2 separate regions of the Homo sapiens genome follow, and region 1 is linked to region 2. The links are chromatin contacts, found by Hi-C or POLR2A ChIA-PET in ENCODE. All regions are on one chromosome and are shown on one strand. Each heading gives the region's core, a stretch centred on a gene start or an enhancer-like site at or near the end of the contact. The rest is flanking DNA. Distances are from core to core; before and after follow the strand shown. Region 1 holds the start of PAN3-AS1 (PAN3 antisense RNA 1). Region 2 overlaps CRYL1 (crystallin lambda 1).

Region 1 (3,217 bases), core at 623-3,122, 7.7 Mb before region 2:
GACGACAAGCAAGCCTCCGTCTCAAAAAAAAAAAAAAAAAAAGTGTCTCTTTCTGTCAGTAAGAAAACTATTGTTCAGTGTCATTGGTTACTAATCAAACATTACTACTGAGTCACGACTCACACATCCAGCAAAACTTTAACCTGAAAATGCAAAGTTGATGCTCGAAAGTGATAAAATTCCACCCATAAGTAACCATTTGTTTTACAAAACATCTGAATTTACAAAATTAATTTTCTTAGCATTATCAGCCTTAGCAAATATATCTTCATTAAAGTCAAGCCCATCACAACAAATGAAACACTTCTATAAAAGAAAAAGAAAGAAGAGAGAAAGGAGAAAAGAACAGAACAGAACAACACTTGGCCCAGCATGGTGCCTCACTCCTGTAATCCCAGCACTTTGGGAGGCCCAGGCAGGAAGATCGCTTGAGCCCAGGAGTTCCAGGCCAGCTTGGGCAACATAGGAAGATCCCGTCTCGAAAGAAAAAGCAAGAAAGCAAAACCCCGGGGAAGATATTAAATAATCCTCATAGACCAATTAAATGCTAAAACTTCCTATCAGGTTCATTAACAGTGTTTAAGAAAAAGACAAAATGTTCTCATGTACAAATTGAACTGCCTATCAGATTATTTTAAGATCTAGTTCTCCAGAATTCCCAAGAAAGTAGGACTCCTATTTGGTTTAGAAACGCTCAATATACTAAGAAACAAAACAGGGACATCTGGCACCGGCTCTATTCGTAAAGGCAACATTCTCTAACAGATTACGCTCACATTCAATTGTAAACTCCACTAACAACTAACAAGCTTCAGGTCAATAGATAACAACACACTGAGAGGCTGAGGAGGACAGATCACTTGAGGCCAGCAGTTTGAGACCAGCCTGGCCAACACAACGAGACTACTATCTCAACTAAAACTACAAAAAATTATCTGGCCGTGGTGGCGCGCGCCTGTAGTCCCAGCTACTCCGTAGGCAGAGGCAACAGAATCGCTTGAACTCGGGAGGCGGAGGTTGCAGTGAGCTGAGATCGCGCAACTGCACTCCAGCCTGAGCGACAGGGCGAGACTCTCTCCAAAACAACAACAACAACAACAACAACAACACATGAAAAAGAAATATAAACAGCCTTAAGATGTCCCCACCCAAGTGCTCAGTCGCACATAAACGCAGGCTGCACATGACATGCATTCAAGACACAATGCTGAGTTTGCTTGATACAAAGCTATAGAAGACAGGATCCCAGCTGACACCAGCAAACTTATTCTAGCTTTCAGGGAAACTCAGATGAAATGCGTCTTTGTGAAATCCCTACTCTAAACTCTCGATTAAACCTGAGCACACTTTGAACGCGACAGTCCGCTCCCTCCTAATCCTTAGAAAGCATTTCCTGCCTGCAAAACCTTTCTCCCGCAAGCCTTCTACAAACTTTTTCCGTTCTTTCAACCTACTCCACGAAGCCTTAAGCCCGCCCCTCACCTCCCGCCCCCTACACACACACACACACACACACACACACACACACACAAACACACCCCTCCCCACTAGGGAACCTCAACACTCTGCAGACGCCACTCCACAAGGACACGCAAAACACATGTGCCTGCAAACCCAGCCCCTTTCCACACCCCCCGGAAACGACACCCCCTTTCTCACACTCCGCACGCCACAGCCCATCCCCCTTCCTCCCCGCCCCCCCTTCACATCACCCCAGTCCTCCCACCCACGTTCCCGGGAACCCAACCTCCCCGCGCTCTCCGACTTGCCGAAGGCAGTGGGGAGGGGAAGCAGGAAGAAGGAAGGAGGGCTCAGGCCCGGCCTAGGCCTCTCAGACCGCCTTGGGAGGTGAGGGGGGGAGCCCGCGGGCCGTGCTCAGCTCCCGTCGGCAGCAGGGCCTCATCCGGCCCAGGCCTGCCCTCCGCCGCCGCGGCCCGCCCCGCCCGAAAAACACTCACTTGCCAGCCGCGGTCCATCGAGTCCCCCGCTACTGCCTCCTCCGCCGGCTGCGGCTCCGGTCCCCGGGTCCCCCAGGTCCGGCTTCTTGGGCCCGGGGGGCGGCCCAGCTCCCCCGCCCGCGACGGCTCCCGGCGGAAAGCCGGCCACGGGTGCACCAGCCAGAGCCAGGGGGACGCTGTTGCTATGGAGGCCGAGGCCCGGGGCAGCCCCGGCGGCAGGGTCCTCATGCAGGAACTGACACTCCTCCCCGTAGAAGCAAGTCTTATCCTTAGCGTAGTAGCGGCAGTACTTCAGCTTCACTCCTACCGCCGCCCCGCCGGGGACACCCCCGACCCCCGGCGGGGCCACCACCGCCACCGCCGCCGCCAGCGAGGAGGAGGAAGGGGAGGCGGCGGCCGAGGGGGGCGGGAGGCCGCCGCCACTGTTCATGGCAACGCCGCAGCCTCGTCTTCCGCCGCCGCCCGAGGAGCCGCCGCCGCCACCACCATAGACGGGGGAGGAAAGGAAGACGCTGCCGGTGCCGGATAAAAGCCTGGGCGGGTGGGTCTGTCCCGCTGCGGGAGCCGGAGCCGCCCGGGGAGAAGGGGGAGGGGAGAGGGGAGGGAGGAGGGGGTAGAAGGAGGGAGGGTAGGGGGAGAGTTGGGATTCTCTCACTCACTCTCTCGTTCTCTTTTCTTAAAGGGGCCGCGCGGGACGACGGGGTGAGCGCGCGGGCCCAGACGGGGACTTCGAGGGCGCGGGCAGGGGAAGAGGGAGCGGCAGCGGCAAGCGGGTGGGGAAGGCGGAGGGGCCGGTTTATTTTTAAATTCTGCCTCCACTCGCTCTCTCGCGCTCTGGTTCCTCCGAGTTGTTTATTCCATTTTCCTCTTCCTGAGACGGCCGTCGCCGCTGCGCGTGCGCGCTGAGACGCGAGGGCTTATGGGTAGCGGGAGCGCTAGGGGAAGCCTGGCCGGCGTCGGGCCCCCGGGGGCATCCGCGAGCTATCGGCGGTTGGACCGGCGGCTCTCGGTGGGGTTCCGGACGCGGATCTGGCGCCGAATTCTCACGAGACCTGATACCTTCCTTATTTGTATATTCTCTTACTTAAAAAGCCAGATGTCTTTTTTTTTTTTTTCATTGAAAAGAGAAAATTGACAAGGTAAACGGTCGTTTGGAGGGGCCACCTGGGGACGCGGCCCGAGCCCTGGCTCTACCTGAAGAATATCTTCTATTTGCCACACTTCCTCTCCCCGTTTCCTTTCTTCGCCCCTCTCCTCTT
Region 2 (3,183 bases), core at 104-2,603:
TGTAATATATACTATAATACATATGGTAGTATTTATAGTATAGTATTATATATTATCATATAATATATATTATACTATCTATATACTATAGTATATTATATTTTAGTATAATATATAATAGAATACATAATGGAATATTATATATTATCTATTATACAATTATATATTATCTAGTATACAAAATAATATATAATATAAAAATAATTTTTTAAAATTTATTATATATATTTTTAATATATTTTTAAAAATATTTTTATATATTTAATTTTAAACATTATTAAATGATAATATGTAATATTAAATACACCATGGAGCCTGCCTGTATATATACCTACTGTGTGTCAATCTCTTACTATGGGCCAGGTCCTGTGCCGCCCATTTTATGCAAAATGACCCACTTCAGTCCTCAGGACGCCCATGTAAAGTGGGTGCTAGTATTTATTCCATGCCATGCCCGCTCTCCAACCCCAATCATTGTTGCCTGCACACCTCAGGAATATTTTTGATTGTTTTACCTACTGCTATTTCTCCAACACCTAAAACAGTGCCTAGTTTATACAAATATTATATATATATATAAATTAATTACTTAAGATTTTTAGAGTCAAGGTCTTGCTCTGCTGCCCAGGTTGGAATGTAGCTGTGTGATCATAGCTCACTGACGTCTTGAACTCCTGGGCTCAAGCGATCCTCCCACCTCAGTCTCCCGAGTAGCTAGGACTACAGGCATGTGTCACCACACCCAGGTAATTATTTGTTGCTGTTTTTGAGACGGAGTCCCGCTCTGTCGCCCAGGCTGGAGCGCGGTGGCACGATCTTGGCTCACTGCAAGCTCTGCCTCCCGGGTTCATGCCATTCTCCTGCCTCAGCCTCCCGAGTAGCTGGGACTACAGGCGCCCGCCACCACGCCCGGCTAATTTTTTGTATTTTTCGTAGAGACGGGCTTTCACCATGTTAGCCAGGATGGTCTCGATCTCCTGACCTCGTGATCCACTCGCCTCGGCCTCCCAAAGTGCTGGGATTACAGGCGTGAGCCACCGCACCCGGCCTACACCCAGGTAATTTTTTAGTAGAGTCGAGGTCTCACTGTGTTGTCCAAGCTGGTCTTGAACTCCTGGGCCTAAACAATCCTCCAGCTTGGCCTCCCAAAGTGCTGGAATTGCAGGCATAAGCTACCTCGCCCTGCTGAGCCTGCGTTTTTAAGAGGTATGAGGCATAAGCGGGAATCTGGGAGCTTCATGTTAATGAAAAGTAAGGGACACCTGCAGAACTCGGTGCTGGCCCTGCTGCATGTTTTTCTTCCGGCTTGGGCTCCCTGCTGCTCACCTAGCGGTATCAGCACGCTGGGAGCATATCTGCTGACGCAGAGCTGCCTTGCTGTGTTTATTTTCATTTGAAAGTCAATATTCAAAGACTTGTTGCCCAGTAAGTCTGTTTGAACCACTGGGGGAAATCAAAAGGTTTCTTTCAAGGGGCGGCCTTTCACCTCTTATGGGTCTGGTTGACCTGTATCAGTCCCTGCTGCCCAGCAGAGACCTTCCTGCCTTTCGTTTTTCCTTTTTTTTTTTTTTTTTGAGATGGAGTTTTGCTCTGTCACCCAGGCTGTAGTGCAGTGGCGCGATCTTGGCTCACTGCAGCCTCTGCCTCCCGGGTTCCAGTGATTCTCTTGCCTCAGCCTCCTGGTAGCTGGGATTATAGGCACATGCCACCACTCCCAGCTAATTACCTTCCTGCCTTTCAGAGGCCCTGGCGTTCAGCAAGTATCGCATTGCACATTTGTGTGTGGGAAGACACCTGGGACACTGGAGTAGCTATTTCTGTTGTTTTGGCAGAGGAGGCTGCTACTGTGGTTTCCTCTGAGAGACCTACTGTGGTTTCCTTCCTTCCTGCCGCGTGCGCAGGACCTGCCCCGGAACTGCCGTGTGCGTGGGGCAGGTGACACAGGCCAGGATGAGGCTGTGGCCTTCCTGGAGCAAGTCCACTTTCCACTGACTGAGTACACTTACACAGCCTTCCTTTAACAGGCTCTCTGCCTGTGATTTGTGGATATGTCACCGGGACTCGTCCTGCGGCCTTTTGCTTCTTGCTTTGCTCGCGTTTGAAGGCACTTGCTATCTTGCCATCCTAGTTGGTAGGTGGTGGGTGGGAATCTTCCGCTGAAAGGGTCCCTGGTTTCTCTGAGCCTGGCCAGAGCCAGTTGCACAGCATCAGGTGATTCCCCTCTGTTCCCAAGGCCTCCTGAGGCTGATATGGCTCTTCTTTAGTCTTGGCCTATGACCCGCAGCTAATGGGAACTACTGTGCATCCATCCCTTACCATGGACCAGGTCCTGTGCCACACTCTTAACACAAAATGACCCACTTCAGTCCTCACGACACCCCCGTAAAGTGGGTGCTAGTATTTATTCCATGCCATACCCACTCTCCACCCCCAATCATTTTTGCCTGCACACCTCAGGAATATTTTTGATTGCTTTATCTACTGCTGTTTTTCCAGTACCTAAAACAGTGCCTGGCATGAGGCAGGAACTTAATAAACATTTGTTGATGACTGAATGGATTATCTGTTTAGAAATGACAGGATAAAGATCTCACCCCAGAGCCCAAAGGTGGAATCAGCCTTTGGGCCAGGTCGCTTGGACTCCAGCTGGAACCTGCATGCCTGCCACCCCTGCCAGGGAGGGAGAGACACGGGGTGTGATGGGGTCTGGGAATGCGGGGAGGCCCTCTTCCCGGTGCTCCTGAGGTGGCGGATGGCTCCCTCCTCCCTGTCCAGTTGTCTGCTCCTTCCCTGTCCCTGTAGCCTGGTGATGGCCATCCTGTCTGTGAGGCTGACTTCTGACTCGCCACTCTGGGCAATGGACATCGCGAGAGGACTTTGCTGCCCTGTGTTCCGGGTGTTGGAGGGTGAAGGAGGCTGCGCACGGGTCCAGATGCTGGGCTGTTAGAAGCTAGAGTGGATGGACCAAGAGTTCGGAGCTTGCTTGACCCTGAGGCAGGGGAGCCTTGTCCCTGAGACTTTGGGAGCTGAATCACAAGATCCAGAGTTGAGGAGGTCAAGATTGTTAAGGCCAAATGGTCTCCTTCCCTTTACTGAAAGTAAAGGAGGCTGGGGCAAGTCCAGGCAGGTGACGGTTTCTCCAGCAAACCTTTCTGGGCTGGTCATTGGCTGAGGGCCCTGGGA

Evidence for each region. Hi-C counts contacts between places; a loop is a spot of excess contacts on that map. ChIA-PET counts read pairs that join two places held with the same protein, here RNA polymerase II (POLR2A).
Region 1: a loop to region 2 is called in a map of naive thymus-derived CD4-positive, alpha-beta T cell, with 10 times the contacts of the local background. The contact joins the promoter of PAN3-AS1 here to the enhancer-like site in region 2. A Hi-C loop is called at or near these places in 1 of 168 maps with a recorded cell type or tissue (naive thymus-derived CD4-positive, alpha-beta T cell). POLR2A ChIA-PET finds 5 or more read pairs at or near these places in 1 of 52 experiments (naive thymus-derived CD8-positive, alpha-beta T cell).

What each region holds. Positions count from the first base shown.
Region 1 is chr13:28,137,829-28,141,045 of GRCh38, reverse strand. It overlaps PAN3-AS1 (PAN3 antisense RNA 1), which reads left to right and starts at 1,872. Exons shown (of 2, transcript NR_029383.1): 1 at 1,872-2,499; 2 at 2,641-3,217. PAN3 (poly(A) specific ribonuclease subunit PAN3) reads right to left here and starts at 2,501. Exons shown (of 19, transcript NM_175854.8): 1 at 1,959-2,501. The coding sequence starts at 2,388. RefSeq lists an enhancer at 1,460-1,754 and silencers at 1,837-2,236, 2,277-2,356, 2,547-2,656.
Region 2 is chr13:20,474,746-20,477,928 of GRCh38, reverse strand. The region is part of intron 3 of CRYL1 (crystallin lambda 1); the gene reads left to right. Among named protein-coding and RNA genes, the nearest start is that of MIR4499, 42 kb to the right of the region's middle. RefSeq lists enhancers at 1,504-1,553, 1,624-1,823. Within about 2 kb of position 1,353, at least 9 of the 41 ENCODE cell types and tissues checked have a DNase peak (open chromatin) inside an H3K27ac peak, as active enhancers do.